2 separate regions of the Homo sapiens genome follow, and region 2 is linked to region 1. The links are chromatin loops, found by intact Hi-C in ENCODE. Cell type or tissue: pancreas. All regions are shown on one strand. Each heading gives the region's core, and the rest is flanking DNA. Links, peaks and the distances in the headings are about the cores only. Region 1 has its middle 68 kb from the start of NECTIN1-DT. Region 2 has its middle 12 kb from the start of NECTIN1-DT.

Region 1 (2,899 bases), core at 299-2,798:
AAGAGAGGCCACCACGTGAGTAGCACTGACCTCCAGTCAATGGACCTGGCCAGCCTGAGGTGACCACAGGAGAGGGATATGGGGGAAGAAATGCTTTGACTTCTCCTCCAACCTTTGGATCCCCTGCTGGGGCTTCCCATTGGCAGAACCCAGTGGGAATCCAGAGACACAGGGTCTGGTGGACTCAGTCCTAGCAGATCAGCTCCCTGGGGCAGAGACCAGGGACAGAGGATGGCCATGGATCTGGGGGTTAACAGAAGTTCCCTGGCACCTATAACAATCCTGACCCCGAGGTTCTTCCTCTGAAAGTGGGACAGCATGATCACAGTCCTAAGACCTTACCAGAGTTCGTGAAAGGATCATGTGAGATAGAAATGGCCAAAGGCTTTGCACAAAAGTAATCTGTGCTCCTTACAGCAGGCCTGCGAGGCATCCTTCAGTGCCTTCAGTCGGTCCTTTTAGAATTCATAAGGGAGATAATTTTACAGATGAGAAAACTCAAGTTCAAAGAAATTTAGTTGCCTCTCTATATTAGTTAACCCCTTACTTTGCAAGAGACAGAAACCCAAGTCAAACTGGCTTCAGCAAGAAGAAAAAAGTAATTGGCTCTCATAAGTGAGCAGTCCAGGAAAACAATATGGTTTTATTGTTTCAGACATGGTTGTATCCAGGCATTCATTCGATCAAGGTTACTGAGTATCTGTTTTCTCTATTGCTTCGCCCTGCTGTCCTGTGCTGGCTTTATTCTCAGGAAGAGTATTCCTGAGTGGTGAAAAAGCAGCTTCAGGTATATTTCCACCAGTTTAGCAATGCCAGGGGAAAGAGAGCCCCTTCCCCAAATTCCCAGCAAATGTTCTAAAGCTGACTTCCCTGACTCTGGACCAATCTGCATGTCCAGGCGATGAAAGCTCTCATTGGCCAGGCTGGGTCAAGCACCTCCCCTGCTCCCTGGAACAGGAAAGTAGGGCCAACACAGCTGAGAAAAGGCTAGGACAGGATGGGAAAAGGGACAGCCAGAGAGCTGACTTCCCAAAGGGAAGATGGCTGGGTGGCCAGAAACAAAGAGGGGAGTGGAGCTGTCCACCGGGCTGCCCAGGTATGCTTATGGCAGCCCATCCCAGGTCCAACCTGGCTGTCCGACTCCCAAGCTGTGTGTGTTTGGTCGGGGGAGGTTTATTTGTGTATTTTGGGTTTTTAGAAACTCTGCATCCTATGTCAGTGAGGTGCAATAAAAAGACAGGCGCATAGACGGGGCATGCATACAGGCTGGGGACGGCAGGAGTGATGAGGAAGGCAGGGCCTGTTCTGAAGGGTTCTGAGCTCTCAGCTAAGGGGTCTGGGGGCTGGCGCGGGCAGTGCTCAGGTCAGCCTGGCTGGTCCCAACCCCTCCATCTCAGGCTGACAGCCTCAGGATCAGGAGCTTGGGGGCTGATCTCTCGAGGTGCCTGCCCTGCTGAGTCCTCCTGCCACGTGTGTGACCTATTGCCCCCAGCTCCTCCCTCCTCTGCTTCCCCTCCACCTACTTAGAGCCTGATGTAAACGAAGCACCGGGAGTGCTTTGATTTCTTTTCTTTCCCACTTGAAGGCCTCCTCCCCCTCCTCACAAAAGCATGGCGTGTGTGTGCATGTGTGTGCCTGTGCACACGATGGCATGAGGCCCAGGAGCCCCCTTTTTCTCTGGGGCTGTGACGTCCCCATCAGGAGACAAGGGCTGCAGGCAGTGCAGAGAGGAGCATTTAAGGCTCTTGGCTCCCCGGCCTCTCTCTCGCTTTATTTACCACCCTTCCGAGGCACAGGGAGGATCTAAAGAGAGGATGGGGAATGGGATTTAATGCCAAAGCACTTCAGGTTCAGAGAGAGACAAGATTAGAAAAGGAGGGAGAAAGGAAAGGGGAGGGGAAGAGAGAAGAGAGGGGAGGATGAGGGCAGGGACAGAGAGGCAGGGATGAAGGCTGAGAAACAGAGGGAAAGGCAGCGACAGAGGTGGGGGAAGGCAGGCTGGTTCAGAGACAGGCAGGAGAGACACAAATACAGCACTGCCCAGGCCGAGCCCAACAGGAAGCTTGCAGATGGCCTCTATGGCCAAGCAGCCAGGCAGAGGGAGAGGACACAGGGAACCATTGGGTCTAGAGACCCAGGAGGAACAGGGCCATGGGGCTTCAAGCAATGAGTGAGTGTGTCTTGGCCTGAACTGGGGAGACAGATGTCCCCCAGCCTCTCTGGCATCACATTCCTCTTCCCTAGAGGGCCGAGTTCCAGCACATGGAGTGTAAATGGACGTGACAGGGCCCCTGCCCCTCTGGGCTCCTGTCTCCTTCCCAGCTGGTGTGCTGCGTGCCCCTGCTGGCCTCTGCAGCGCCTTCCTCCAAGGGGGTCAGCACGCCTGGCTCATCTTGGAGCCCTTCCAGCCCCACCCCACAACCCAGCCAGATCCACAGTCAGAGACTGGATGCCAGCATTAGAGCAAGGATGGGGTGTGGGGCCGGAAGTCCTCCTGCCCTGTCAGGCCCAGGAGCCCTGCCCCATCATAGGAAAGTGGCCAATGGCAGGTATAGATGAACCTTCCACCGAGTCTCCGTTCCAGCCTGACCACCATAGAGAAGAAGGTGCTGAGCCTACAGAGGTTTGTCTGAGGTCCCTGGAAACTGCCCAACTCAAGGTGCTGCTCCCCAATTACCACTGTGATCCCCAGTACCATGGGGGTACTCACTATTCCAGAGATGCCTTGGTGCCTCACTGCCCTGGTACCATCACCTGCTCATCTGATGGGGCCCAGAGGCCTGTATGAATTGGGACCATTGGGGGGTCCCAATGCTTCCCTCTCTCCCCTGCCTCCACTCCCCAGCATCTGCGCTGGCCAAGGGCAGCTAGACTTCCAGCGTTGATGTGTTACAGAATA
Region 2 (2,899 bases), core at 117-2,616, 56 kb after region 1:
TGCTGGGGAGAGGAGACCGCACACTGGGGGGATGGGGAGGCGGGCCCGCCCCGAATGAGCCATTTGCTGCGGATTCATCCAAAGGCCGATGATCCACTGGCAAAAATTAGGCAGGGGGTGGGGCGAGGGGTTGGGGAGGAGACAAGAGCTAGTAGGGGGCGAAGAGACGACATCCGGGAGGCGGGGCTTTCCCCCCAGGCCGGCGCGCCCAGCCCCACGCCCCCTCGCACCCCTGCCCACCCACCCCCGGGCCCTGCGGAGTGTCAGGCGCGGCAGGAGGCGGGGTGTACCTGTGTGTGCCTCTGTGTGTGCATGTGCGTGTGCGCGTGCCTCTGTATATGTGTGCGTGTACCTCTGTGTGTACCTGTGTGTGCGCGTGTGCCTGTGTGTGCCTCTGTGTGTGTGTGCGCGTGTGCATGTGTGTGTGCCTCTGTGTGTGTGTGCGCGTGTGCCTGTGTGTGCCTCTGTGTGTGTGTGTGCGCCTCTGTGTGTGCCTCTGTGCGTGTGTGTGCCTCTGTGTGTGTGTGCCTCTGTATATGTGTGCTTGTGCTTCTGGGTGTGTGCACCTCTGTGTGTGCGCATGTGTGTGCCTCTGGGTGTGTGTGCCTGTATGCCTCTGTGTGTGTATGCCTGTGTGTGCCTCTGTGTGTGTGTGTGCCTCTGTGTGTGTGTGCCTGTGTGTGCCTCTGTGTGTGTGTGCCTGTGTGTGCGTGTGCCTCTGTGTGTGCGTGTGTGCCTCTGTGTGTGTGTATGCCTCTGTGTGCGCGCGTGTGTGTGCGTGCGTGTCCCCACCAGCCTTCCTACCACAACCCGGCCGCTCTTCCCAATCAATGGTCTCTTTGTGGCGGAGGGACTGGAACGACGTGTGCGGGGGAGGGTGGGAGGCTGCCTCCTGGGCACCCGGCGCGCCCGACCCGAGCTGACAGCCGTGGGGCAGGGCTCCCCGTACCCCAGTAAAAGTACGTTCCCCCGAGTGTCTCTACCCTCTGTGGACCTAGAGAATGGGGCCGACAGAGGCGGTGGCTGGAGCCTCCCGGACTCTGCGCTATGGGGCGGTTGCAGGTCCCACACGGGGAAGGACAGGGACGCTCTCTCCGCGGCCCACGACCGCTAGGTGGCGCCGTGCCCGTCCCGCCTCCAGGAGGCCCCGCAGGGTCCCAGGCGCCCAGGGTACCTGGAGGCGAGGTGGGGAGGCGGAGAGGAGGTGGGGGCAGCATTCCCGCAGTCTCATTCATTCGTGCATTTGTCCATGCCCACTAAATTGGACAGTCGGACAGAGGGACAGGTGCACATCCTTCTCTTGAAGGTCTAAATGCCCAAACCTCAGAGAGACTAGAGAGATACCCCACAGGAAAAGTGAATCCAAGGTCATCTATGGCAAAGGCCAAGCGAGAGGTATACCCGGTGCGCTAAGTTCAGAAACAACCGTGGAATTCGACAGCACAGAACCCCGAGATGGGTTATCTTGACCATTCTGCGCCAGACCAATCAGATGGGGGAGAGTCATTCATTCCCGCCAGTGCCAGGCCCTGGGCTGGACTTCAGACACTCAATTGTGACCTGTCCTCAGGGAGTTTATGGACTAGTGGGGGAAAGACATCAGGCAGATAACTACACAAATAATTCCCTAGCTACAGCTGTCTTGCACGTGCACAGGTGTAGAAAAAGGGGAGAAGAGTCAACCCTCGCCCTGGGTTACCTGCTCCAGCCCTAACTAGGGTTGGAAGTAGGGGTGTTTGCCTTATGAAGAACATAAATCACTTCCTCTTAGTTCAAAATTGAAATAAAAGCAGTAGTCTAACATCTGAGGCACAGTCAAGGCAAGACTGACCATTTTTCGGGGGTAAACTGGGGACCACAGGAAAAGAGCCTGGAGACAAAGCGCTTAATTCTATGTGCGGGGCATGGTGCATGGTTACTCCTTTAATCTTCGGTCCACCCTGTGGAGCGGATGTTAAGCCTACTTTACAGAGCAGGACATTGAGGCCCAGGGAAGTAAGAGACTGGCCCAGAGTGCCAAGAGCCAGTTTATGACAGAGCTGGGACTGGACCCCATAACCGCCTCAGGCCCAAGTCCCATACCTCTTCTGCTATAACAGCCTGCCTCTAGGACCACGTCTGGATGCCCTGCTAGGGCCAGAGCAGTAGGGTGGAGGGAGATCAGAAAGAGAAAGGGGCTGGGCAGGTGAAGAAGCCTCCAGATTGGGGCCCTCATCACCACTCCCAGCTCATCACAGCCAGCCCTTTCTCTGCATCTCCTGACCAAAGCACCACCCGCTTAACATTCTGCTCAGTTTCCTCTGTACTCCGACTCCAAATGTTTATCAACACATGCTGTAATGTAATCAGCTCCTGGGAAAATACACACCAGGTAATGGATGCTGATAAGAGTGTCAAACAGATGTCCCCTCCCTGCCCCTCCCTCCCAGCCAGAGCTGGCACACCCAGGAGGCTGGGGAGGCATCTCTTGCCACACCACCCCTCCAGCCCTGGCAGCCGAGGCATTCCTCCAGAAGCTGCCCAGGCAGGCAACAGGGCCTGACCCTGTGGGGCCCAGCATTGTACCAGGCATTGTGCCGTGGACTTTACACACCTCACAGTAGCACTATAAGTTTGGTGTTACTATTCCCATTTTGCAGATAGAGAAACTAAGCCACAAAATAATGATGAAACCAGAGTGAAGCAGCAGCATCAGAAGTAGATTAAGGGGCCATCACTCCACTTCTCCATTCATCATCAGGCAACCTCCCCACTGAACATGGCCCTTTGAAGGAAGCTGCCCTCATTACCTTTCTAAGTTGTTGGATCTAAGGCCCCAGCCTGTATGGACTTGGCAAGTCAGGTGGAGGAAGGCTTGCAACATGTTCCTCATTTCTGGCCCAGCCAGGTAGGAGACAGG

Evidence for each region. A loop is a pair of places that touch in the nucleus more often than their neighbours do. Peaks named below come from ENCODE experiments on the same cell type or tissue, not always from the same donor. Only the 100,000 strongest peaks of a DNase experiment are listed, where the experiment ranks them.
Region 2: it touches region 1 in a loop (4-fold over the local background); 1 of 110 quality-filtered maps calls a loop at or near these places.

Annotation. Positions count from the first base shown.
Region 1 is chr11:119,796,028-119,798,926 of GRCh38, reverse strand. No RefSeq gene overlaps it. Among named protein-coding and RNA genes, the nearest start is that of NECTIN1-DT, 68 kb to the right of the region's middle. RefSeq lists an enhancer at 2,665-2,899. In pancreas, for the core only: no CTCF peak of the experiment used is centred there; no DNase peak of the experiment used is centred there.
Region 2 is chr11:119,739,679-119,742,577 of GRCh38, reverse strand. No RefSeq gene overlaps it. Among named protein-coding and RNA genes, the nearest start is that of NECTIN1-DT, 12 kb to the right of the region's middle. In pancreas, for the core only: a CTCF peak has its summit at 1,084 (motif pointing right); DNase peaks (open chromatin) are centred at 1,074 and 2,477; H3K27ac peaks cover 570 bases.